Linked DNA regions of Homo sapiens: region 2 is linked to region 1. A link is a contact called in ENCODE Hi-C or POLR2A ChIA-PET data. All regions are on one chromosome and are shown on one strand. The core of a region is the stretch at or near the end of the contact, and the rest is flanking DNA. Distances in the headings are between cores, read along the strand shown. Region 1 overlaps FHL2 (four and a half LIM domains 2). Region 2 has its middle 56 kb from the start of CD8B2.

What was found. A loop is a pair of places that touch in the nucleus more often than their neighbours do. ChIA-PET counts read pairs that join two places held with the same protein, here RNA polymerase II (POLR2A). Pooled maps may share reads with other maps.
Region 2: a map of naive thymus-derived CD4-positive, alpha-beta T cell shows a loop between it and region 1 (19-fold over the local background). The contact joins two enhancer-like sites. A Hi-C loop is called at or near these places in 6 of 168 maps with a recorded cell type or tissue (A673, B cell, CD4-positive, alpha-beta T cell and 2 more), 4 of 37 single-sample maps with no recorded cell type and 11 of 50 pooled maps. POLR2A ChIA-PET finds 5 or more read pairs at or near these places in 1 of 52 experiments (WTC11).

The regions. Positions count from the first base shown.
Region 1 is chr2:105,366,897-105,372,116 of GRCh38, forward strand. It overlaps FHL2 (four and a half LIM domains 2), which reads right to left. Exons shown (of 7, transcript NM_001318895.3): 5 at 674-843. It also overlaps a transcript of C2orf49 not described here. Among named protein-coding and RNA genes, the nearest start is that of FHL2, 30 kb to the right of the region's middle. RefSeq lists enhancers at 2,514-3,015, 3,016-3,515. Within about 2 kb of position 3,040, at least 12 of the 41 ENCODE cell types and tissues checked have a DNase peak (open chromatin) inside an H3K27ac peak, as active enhancers do.
Region 2 is chr2:106,540,914-106,546,133 of GRCh38, forward strand. It overlaps a transcript of CD8B2 not described here. Among named protein-coding and RNA genes, the nearest start is that of CD8B2, 56 kb to the left of the region's middle. Within about 2 kb of position 2,276, at least 2 of the 41 ENCODE cell types and tissues checked have a DNase peak (open chromatin) inside an H3K27ac peak, as active enhancers do.

The DNA of each region.
Region 1 (5,220 bases), core at 1,790-4,289:
CACCACACCCAGCTAAGTTGTGTATTTTTAGTAGAGATGGAGTTTCATCATGTTGCCCAGGCTGGTCTTGAACTCCTGACCTAAGGTAATCCACCAGCCTTGGCCTCCCACAGGTGATCCACCAGCCTTGGCCTCCCACAGTGCTGGGATTACAGGCATGAGCCTCCATGCCCGGCCAGAGTAGATACATTTAATAAATGATCTGTCCCATATCCATGGAGGCAGACTTTTCTCCTTTACTTTTCTTCTCACATCCGTCTCTCTCTCCTCCCTTCCTCTCCTCCCTCTTCCTTCCATCTTTCTCTCCCTCTCAAGTTTGCAGTTGTTTTCTTGTTTTATTCATGGAGAGAAGCTGAACAAGACAGCTTTGGGATGGTGGCTCCCCTTCCCTCTAACCTCAGGTTATCAACATAAGAACATATTTAGAAATGGTCTAGAAGAAGGCAGGGTTAAACGATTTGATCACAGAGCTCAACAATGTTGATGTCTTTGAAAGAAGGATGGACACCCAGACCCGATGGATAAATGCTCAGAATGTAAGGCAGGACAGGCACAGCTCCCACGCCACTTAAGTATCACAGGTATCCTTGGTTTTGGAAAGAGAACTGACAGACATGGACCATGGAGGCAAACCAGCCAGAACGTGCAAGGGCCAAGGGGGCATCTGAGATACCTTTTTGCACTGAACGCACTGCATGGCATGTTGTTTCTCATAGCAGGGCACACAGAAATTCTGATTGTCTTTGGGGATGAAACTCTTGGTTCCAATTGGCTGCTGGCAGCGGTGGCAGATGAAGCAGGTCTCATGCCAGCTGCTGCCCTTGTACTCCATCTTGCGGGTACCTGTCATCAGGGTCAAGAGGAACACAGCAGAGTTATGGTTAGAGGGGTGTGGAGTCCCAGCAATCTGCCTTCAGAGCTTGCTGCCCTCTAGTTTTATGACCAGAGCAAGCCACTTCAGCTCTTGAAGGCTCGCCTCTACATGGAGGTAATTCCTATTTTGTGCAGGGCGTGGACTTTGTCTTTTGGTTCACTACTGTACACCCAGCTCCTAGAACAACACGTGTACATTTTAGGCACTTAACATTTATTTATTGAATACCGTGGTTAGGAATGTTAAATCTAAAAAAAGTTAAGTCTCTCTCAGCAATGCAAAGTATAAAGAGAAGTGTGGCATAGCTCCGATGAATTCCCATGGAGCATGACTTTTGGAGTCTAGGGACTGTATTCACCTATTGCACACCTGATAATGAACACCCCGTCTGGTTCACAGCAGGATGGAAATGGCTAGAGTGTGAATGAACCTGGAACCTCGAACCTGATTCAGTGAGCAGCCTCTACAACACTCACTTTACATACTGCCTGTTGAACCAAGTTGTGATGTATCTAGGTAGTTTTATGCACTGTACTAAGTGCTATAATTAAAACCTACATGTAGTTTTTTTTTGTTTTCGAGACAGGGTCTCACTCTGTCACCCAGGCTGGAGTGCAGTGGTGCGATCCTGGCTCACTGCAGCCTTGAACATCTGGGCTCCAGGGAAACTCCTGCCTCAACCTGAGTAGCTGGAACTACAGGTGCACACCACCATGCCTGGCTGAAATCTTCATGTGTTACTTGTACATCCCATTTAGTAATTGCCTAAACCTACGCCATCCATTGTCTTTTGAATAACTATTAGCATTTGATACATTTCTACCATTTCTCCAAGTGAACTGAGGAGCTCTAGAGAACTGAAACACTTATGGGTCACCCCTGCCACCACCAAGCTGGACTCACTGCAAGTGCTCGGTGTCTGTTGACTGACATTTTTTCATTTTTGTTTGCCAGAAAGAAGTGTATCTATTTATAGTAACGGATGATTCCAGATAGGCGTATAAACAAGTACCCTTCATATAAAGCAAAGGTAAAGAACAATCTGGGGAAATAAGTATCAGGGACAAAGAAAGAGGAAAGTGTTGTAAGTGCCCGGACTAGCTGAGGGGCCTGGCCACTGTGTAAGACCAAATCCAGACTGCTGCCTGCTTTTCAAATGAAGTTTTATTGGAACACAGCCACGCCCATTAATTTACTTCCATTGTTTACATCCGCTTTTAAGCTAGACGGCCGAGTAGTGTGCAGCTGTGTGCAGTTGTGCAGTTGTTGTGTAGTTGTAATAGTTGAGTAGTTGTGACAGAGACTGTATGGTCCACAAAGCCCCAAATATTTATCTGATTTTTGAAGGAAAAATGTTGCCAATCCCTGGGGACTGTGGCATGAGGGTCACATACATGTGACTTCAACTGGGGGTCAGGGAATGATGGGGAATCAAGCCGACAGAGGGACTGCCCCGCTCCAGACCAGGTGGAAGCAGCTGCAGTAACACAGGTGGCTTATAGGAGTCTATAGACTAGTCCATAGCTCTCAGCCCCAAAATCTTATGGTCCCAAGGACAAAGCTAGGGGTTGTATTTTAGCTGGCTAGAAAGTTGGTCATGAAATGTCTGTCCTCCAGTAATTAGGAATGTGCTGAGAATTATCACGATTGTTATTTAGGATCATTTTCTCAGCTTCCTGTACTTCCAAGACCAGACATTTGAGATTATATAAAATAAGCAGGGTGTGTGTTGGGGGGCAATGTGTGAGAGGGAATTTGGGATGGTGACACGCAGCGATCTTTTAATTCAAAACTAAGCTGTACAATCTATGGAATTCAATTGTGGGGTGATGAATCCTAAAACAAACATTACATGAAGCAATTGAAATTCAAGTAAAAATAGTGGAAGGACTTTGAATTCACAAAGATTTTCTTCAACCTCCATGCATACTTTTGTCACTTGCTCTTTGGATCTCTGACATTCATTCTGATCAAGCAGCCCAGAAGCCAAAGGATTTTGCCAATGAATATGGGGCAATTATGACTCTCATGGCATTCTTGTCGAGTTCTGAAATAAGTCTGATCAGATCAACACCAGTTCGAGGGCAACTCTACGTGCAGGGAATGCACAGGGCACCTGGAGCCTCAGGGACATGGCGCGTGCACCTCAGGCATGGCGACAGCAGTGGCCGCAAGCCTGCATGGTCATATGCAGCAATACCGGCAGGTGGCAGGAGCGTTCCTTCTCCTAACTGAATCGCACACTCTGAACCAAGTCTCCCGCAGGCGGAAGCGCAGTCTTGAAGAAGGGATGTCTTAATCTGATTCAAATAGTCAAATGAGGCTGGCTGCGGTGCCTCAGCCTTGTAATCCCAGCACTTTGGGAGGCTAAGGCGGGAGATCTCTTGAGCCCAGGAGTTGGCGACCAGCCTGGGCAACATAGAGAGTCCCTGTCTCTACCCCCCCAAAAAAAAAATTAGGCGGGTGTGGTGGTGTGTGCCTGAGGTCCTAGACACGTAGGAGGCTGAGGTGGGAGGATCATTTGAGCCCGAGAGGTCAAGGCTGCAGTGAGCAGTGATCGTACCACTACTCTCCCGCCTGAGCGAAAGAGCGAGATCCTGGCTCAAAAAAAAAAAAAGTCAAATGAGGAGCCAGAAATTTGGTTGCAGGGTTGGAGACAGAATCGCTACTTGAGTCTGCTCAGAGGCTGTGGTGCATCTGTAAGCAACGTCTGCTAATAGGGGCGCGAGAGCCGGTAAACCCCAGCACTGGGGTTACTGATGGTATTCCAGTTTCCTGATTGGTCATCAGGAAACTGACTTGTGTGGGGGGTGTGGAGCTGGTGGGTGAGTTTTTCACTTGTCCTCTAAATGTAAATTCACCGCAAAAGCTGTGCACTGACGCTGTAAACCCATATTCATCTTGAATGGGTTCTAACACTTTTAAAAATCAAACCCAGGCAAGCAAGTGCTTTGATTCAGTGTTTTGTCGGTGCTGGTTTGTTTTGCATACACCGGGATTCTTCTAGACGCCCTGCCTTTGGTGCCCAGTCCGTTTCTTCTGGCAGAGGCACCTGTAAAATGGGGATGAAGCCATCCAACCCAGGGAACACCGAAGATTCAATGGGATTCTGTAAAGCAGCAGGGTCTGACGCCTGTGTGTGTGCTCAGGGGCTGGAAGCTGTAGCTGTGTTGTTATTATTACTACACAGCATTTCTTACCACAGAGCCTGAATTCTTGCTTCCCCCATTCCTTAGTAGAAGAGGCTGCCGGCCAGTTAATTCTCAGATATTCAGTATGGGTTACCTCTCACTGAACATTAGGTTTTTACTTCTTATCTGATCATGTTTTTCTTTTCTTTCCCTCCCCAGTAAACACCATGAGAAAGGGAAGGTGTGATGGTTAATTTTATGTGTCAGCGTGGCTGGGCTCTGGTACCCAGTTGTTTGGTCAAAAAACAGGTTTACTTGTTGCCGTGAAGGTGTTTTTTAGATGTGACTAACATCTAAGTCAGCAAGCTTCGAGTGCAGCACGTTACCCACGTATCAGGGCCGGGCTTCATCTAATCGGTAGTGGGCCTTAGGGGCAAAGACTAAGGTTTCCCTAAGGGCAACTAATTCTTCTCAAGACTGCAATAGACACACCCTGCCTGAGTTTCCAGCCTGCCGCCCTACGGAATTCAAATGCTCCCATTTGGAACTGCAGTATCATCTCTTCCCTGAGCCTCCAGCCTGCTGCCCTGTTCTATAGATTCCAGACTTACCGCCTCCACAATCTCATGAGCCAATCCCTTGAAATCTCTCTCTCTCTCTCTCTCTCTCTCTCTCCTTATGTATGTATCTATGTGTATACATTTCCTTGATTGATTCTGTTTCTCTGGAGAACGTGACTAACACAGAAAGTCAAGACAGGTGAAAAATTCAAAATCCGGGAAATATGCATACTTTTTATGTCATGGTTGGTGCTAACAGTTAAAGTCTTTAAACAGCCCCTAGAGTCCCCAGTGGAAGCTTCCTTGGGCCCTTGTTCAGGAAACTAGTAAGGGTTTAATTTGTTTTTCAATTAATGTCGTGGTTCTTATTGTTACTGAGTGTTGTGTCTCTGCAGTGACTCCCTGTGGGGCAGGACACAGGTCAGCCTGGCTTTCTACGGGCTTCAATTCTCATTTGCACTGTCGCACAGCACTGGGGCCCGAGTTTCCAGCCTCTGCAGGATCCACATGATCTTAGAAGAGGCCTTCTTGCCTGGAGCTGCCCCATCTAAAGTCACCATGCAGCCCTTCCAGCTGTTTTCCCTTACAGCTGCCAACAGGGCTGGGACTGTGTCAGCCTGGGCATTTTTCTTCCCTGTCATAGTGTGTCACAGTT
Region 2 (5,220 bases), core at 1,026-3,525, 1.2 Mb after region 1:
GCGGGTGTCTTGAAGGCATATCAGGGGAGCTTCATTCGGCTGGGGGAGTGGAGACAGCCTTTTGGGGAAAATGACCTTTAAGAGACTCAATGGTCCACAGGAGCCCAGCAGGAGGAGAGGGAATGAAGAGTTTTGCAGAGAGCTGGATGTGCAAGGGCCCTGTGGTGGGCAGGCTTGGTGGGCTGGGGCAGAGGAAGGCAGGCAGGTGTGGTTTGAGGTAGGCCACGGTGGCACGCTGGCTGTGTGACAAGGTCTGCAGCATGCCTGTTTGTATCTGTGTATCACTAGGACCTCCCACTAACTCTAGATCCCTCTCCGTCATTCATGCTCAAAATTGGTCAGTTTCTTCTCTCTTGTTGGTGGTTAGTGACCCCCTATGGAAGTAGGGCCACTCACTCCTGAATGTGAGGTCAAACGTCCTCTTCCCCCAAAACCAGATTATTTCCCTTTGGTTAGGGCAGTGGTATTCAACCAAGGGGCAGTTTTGCACCCCAGGGCACATTTGACAATGTCCAGGCACATTATTGGCTGTCAGAACTTGGGAAGGGGATGCTAGTGGCATCTAGCGGATATGTTGCTAAACATTGTGCAATGAACAGGACAGCTCCCACAACCAGCAATCACCTGGCCCAAAACGTCAAAGGTATGAGGTTGAGAAACCATTTTAGAATGCATTTTTCAAACCGTAAGATGCGACCTGTTAGTGGATTATGAAATCTCTCTCTATTAATGAAATAGAGACCATACAAGGTGGGAGTGCATTACATATTGTATGTATGTTTGCATTATATGAATGTCCACCACACATGCATGTATATTTCTGTATATTGAGTGGCATTGTGAAAGGCATTCTTTATTGCAGGTTGCAGTTTAAAAAGTTGGAAAGTCACTGGAATAGAGAACCTACCAACATATTTCATCCCTTCTATCCTTCCAACTCCACCACGAATCTGCCCTATCTTGGCAGAGCTGTATCCAGAGCCCAGGCATGGCTTCAACTACAGCCTCTGCCAGCCATCCCATTGCAGTGTAAGCTAGAGGTCAAGGCTGTTCACTCTCTGGCGGGACCACCGTTCCCCATGGCTCAGCCTTCACTCTACCTCCAGCCAACTTTTCCTTCTTCCAACTCTCCATAAACTTTGTCTTGACTGTTCCCTGTCTGATACGCCACTTGCCACTTTAACTGGTCAATTCTTACTTAACCTTTGAAGACAAACCTTCAGCCTCCCCTCCTCTGTAGATCCTCAGGGACTTCAGCCCTTGTAGAGTTCACGGTCTCCGTCTCTGTTGTCTGCACAGCATTTTGCGCATCCCTCTGATATAACAGTCATTATCTGGGGTTCACGGCTGGTCAGCTGTGGGCTCACTGCGGGCAGTAACTAGATCTGACTTCTCTTGCCATCTTTGGAAACTAAAAGAGTGACTTATACACATATGAGGTGCTCAAAGGCATTTGACTAATACAGTCATGAATAGAGATTGTTACTTAGAGTCCTTATATTACTAATTATTTTGTAAACTGAAATATATTTTTGTGAGGAAAAACTCTCAATATATATCCTGGATTTTCATTAATGTGCATTTTCTTCCACTTTCAAGTTAATTCTTTTTTTTTCCTGATTATTTAACAAATACATGCCTATTAAAGACAACTTTGGGTAGACCAGAAGGATGTAAAGAAATCCTTCCCCATGAAGGATATATATTATGTAATGTATAAAATAGGTTATATAAATATATAGGTATATATTATATATGAAGTATATATTATATATGAAATATATATTATATATGAAATATATATGAAACATACTATATATGAAATATATATGAAATACATACTATATATGAAGTATAAATAAATATAAAAGTATATACATTTTACATATGTATATGTACGTATGTGTGTATAAGTGAATACATGTGCGCCCATCATCCAGCCCCGGCTTATCAACTGAGCAGTGCCCCTAACATTTCCGTACGTTGCTCGGGGTCAGGCTAGACTCTGCTGCCCCCGTGTGTTCCAGCGCAGAACTGCATAAAGAAAGAGGAGCGCTCGGCCATGCCGCACAGGTCCGGGAGGTTCGCGTTAATGTACCCTGTTTTTGAGCCCAAGGAACAAGTATTTAGTCATGATTGCCACTCGTTATAGGCTCTGTTAACAGTGTAAAGAAAGTTGGAAGTTCTCTCCTGAGAAGAAGTAACTTCAATGCGGAAGGACCCGGGCTTCTCATGTTTCTCTTTGTATCCCGACCGCCGGGAACTGCCTTACCTGCAGCTACAAAGTCCTGCAAGTGAGGCTTAGGTATTTTCAAATAAAATATCAGGCTTGGCGGAGTGGCTCACGCTTGTAATCCCAGTACTTTGGGAGGCTGAGGCCTCCTGGGAAGATCGTTTGAACCCAGCAGTTCGAGACCAGCCTGGGCAATATAATAAGAACCCCTCTTTACAAAAAAATAAAATAAAATTAGCCGGTCGTGGTGGCACCCACCTATGGTCCCAGCTACTTGGGAGGCTGAGGATTGGAGGATTGCTTGAACCCGGAAGTTGAGGCTGCCGTGGGCCATGACTGCACTACTGCACTCCAGCCTGGGTAACAGGGCGAGACTCTGTCTCAATATAAATAAATTAATTAAACAAAATAAAGAATATAAAAGTAAAAAGAAACAAAATATCCAAAGCCAAGACTGCACCACTGCACTCCAGCCTGGGTAACAGGGCGAGACTCTGTCTCAATATAAATAAATTAATTAAACAAAATAAAGAATATAAAAGTAAAAAGAAACAAAATATCCAAAGCCTGTCAATCCATGATGTAAATATCAGGATCTTCTGAATTCCAGTAGCCCTGGACCATGGAGAACCCAGTGAAATTACTCTTATTGACTGGAGCTAGGGCTGTCTTAGTTGGACAGTTTATATTTCAAGCTTTCTATGAGTTTCACAGGTTCCATGAACTTGGATGGATTTCTGTGGATTTGTGCTTATACACTGAAAGTTTTGTGATGTACATTGCCCATCTTTTGCATCTGATTCGATTGTTCTTCTCTACTCATGAAAGTCCTATTTTTCTTCCAGACCCAGATCTTGTGAACTGTTTTCACATTTCCCCATGGATGCCTAGCAAGGGACTGGGACTGCCTGATCCGCTTTGGTCAAGAGCACGTGGGTGGCCTGTGTGCAGGCTTATCATCAATAATTGCAGGACTTGGTGGAGTATGGTTGAACAGGTGCTCAGACTGCATGCGTGTCTAGCGAGGCCATCCTGAAGCTGCATGGGAGTTGTAAAAAAGTTACCAACAAGTTTTTAGTTATTTGAATAGGTTTTTGAATAGATTTGGAATGTGGGAAGCAGTTGCAGAAATAAACGTCTTAATGACTAAATGTAGCTTGCTGTTTTTAGCCCAGTTTCACAGATCACAACTCTGACCATACTAGTGGGTAGTTTATGTGTCTTCTCATGCGGGGAGAGCCGTTCAACTCACTCCTGAGGCTTAGGCCCAGGTTGGAAGGGGACGGACTCCCAGCTGGGCTGTTGGGGTCTGGCCTCCTCTCAGCTTCCTCTGGAGGACAGACACAGCCCTTCCAGGCTACCTTTCCAGACACTGTCCAGTCGAATCCACTTTCTTACTCATGACCCGAAGCAAGCCACTTCAGCTTCTGATGTCTCCACAACCTCATTTGCGAAATAAGGGACTAGGCTGGACGGTCTTTGAGGCCTCATCCAATTCAGAGATTCTGGATCCTGCGTTGGAGAAGTGAGGGAGCCTGGTGTGAACTGGGAGAAGGCAGAGGGTGGGAGTGGGCTGTTTCTGTCGGCTCTCTGAATGGCAGTAAAAGTCCGGGAGGGGACCTTCAGGAGTCATCTCACCTCCTGGAGGTTTTTTTGGGTGTTGACTGTTGAAGGCATCCTCCAGAGTGGTTCTCCATAGGTCTGGAGGCTTGACCTTTGGGGGATGCTTGTAGAAAGCTGGTTCTTCAGTAAACTTTCAGTGCTTGCAAATGCAGACGCTGAGCCAGAGCCCCCCAACACTCAGAGGAGGATCATGCCCAAATGTCCTCAGGTGAGACGTCAAGGAGCACCTCCCACCTGGTGCAATCTTCACTCTGCATGGCTGGTGTCGCCCCCTGTGGGAAACACAGGGGACATGGGAAGCCATGCTGTTGTCACAGGGTTTGCTATGCCATCCTCTGCAGGACGTAACCACCTCTGTAGTAGGCTCCTGCTAAAAGCCAGTAGGATGCTGACAGCAAGTACTAGCAACAAGTGTTTAATCCATATTCCGAGCCTGCCACCGTCTCCTTTCACTGATATGACTCACATGGCTATAGCATCGCACAGTGAAGAAAGCAGACCCTGGCGATGTGGAAAGGAGTAGAATTGACCGCCGTAATCATTAAATGTCACCGTTTAAATAAGAATTGAACGACCTCTCCTTCTGTGGACTATTCACAGACCCCACACACTTGACCTCACTGTTTATTGTACAGGGGATTGAGAACCATCAACAGATGGGTGCAGGCCATATGGTAAAGGGTAGGATAGCTTTCCAGTGGGCATCAGTGCAAGCGGTTACAATTCCAGGCCTCTCTTTGTTGATCAAGAGGATCCCAGCACTTTGAGAGGCCGAAGATTGCTGGATCCCAGGAGTTCAAGACCAGCTAGGCAATATAGTGAAACCCCACCCCTACAAAATATTAAAATATTAGCCAGGTGTGGTGGTATGCGTCTGTAGCCCCATGGTCCCAGCTACTCAGGAGGCTGAGGCAGGACGATCATTTAAGCCTGGGAATTTGAGGTTGCACAGTGAGCAATGATTGGACCACTGCACTCCAGCCTGGGTGACAGAGCAAGACACTATCTAAAAAAAAAAAAAAAAAAGAATTCCATATTGTTGTCTACTTTTTCGTTAAAACACACTCTGCTTCTGCAACAATATAGTTTTCTCCTGCTTTTCTATCTCCTTGGATGAGTCCTCTTTCAGCAATCACATAGATGGCCGACAAACAACAGCTGTAGTAATAATTATTATTATTTATGCCTTACTGCCACTACTCTAACTGAGGCCACTGACATGCTTTACCGTAATTATGAGCACAGCCTCCTCACAGATTTCTGGTCCTCTAGTCAGTCAGCCACCCATCCCAGTCCTGTCTTCACACGGCATTCCAAGCAATCATTTATAAAGGCAGCTTCTGAACATGTCTCTTGTCTGCTTA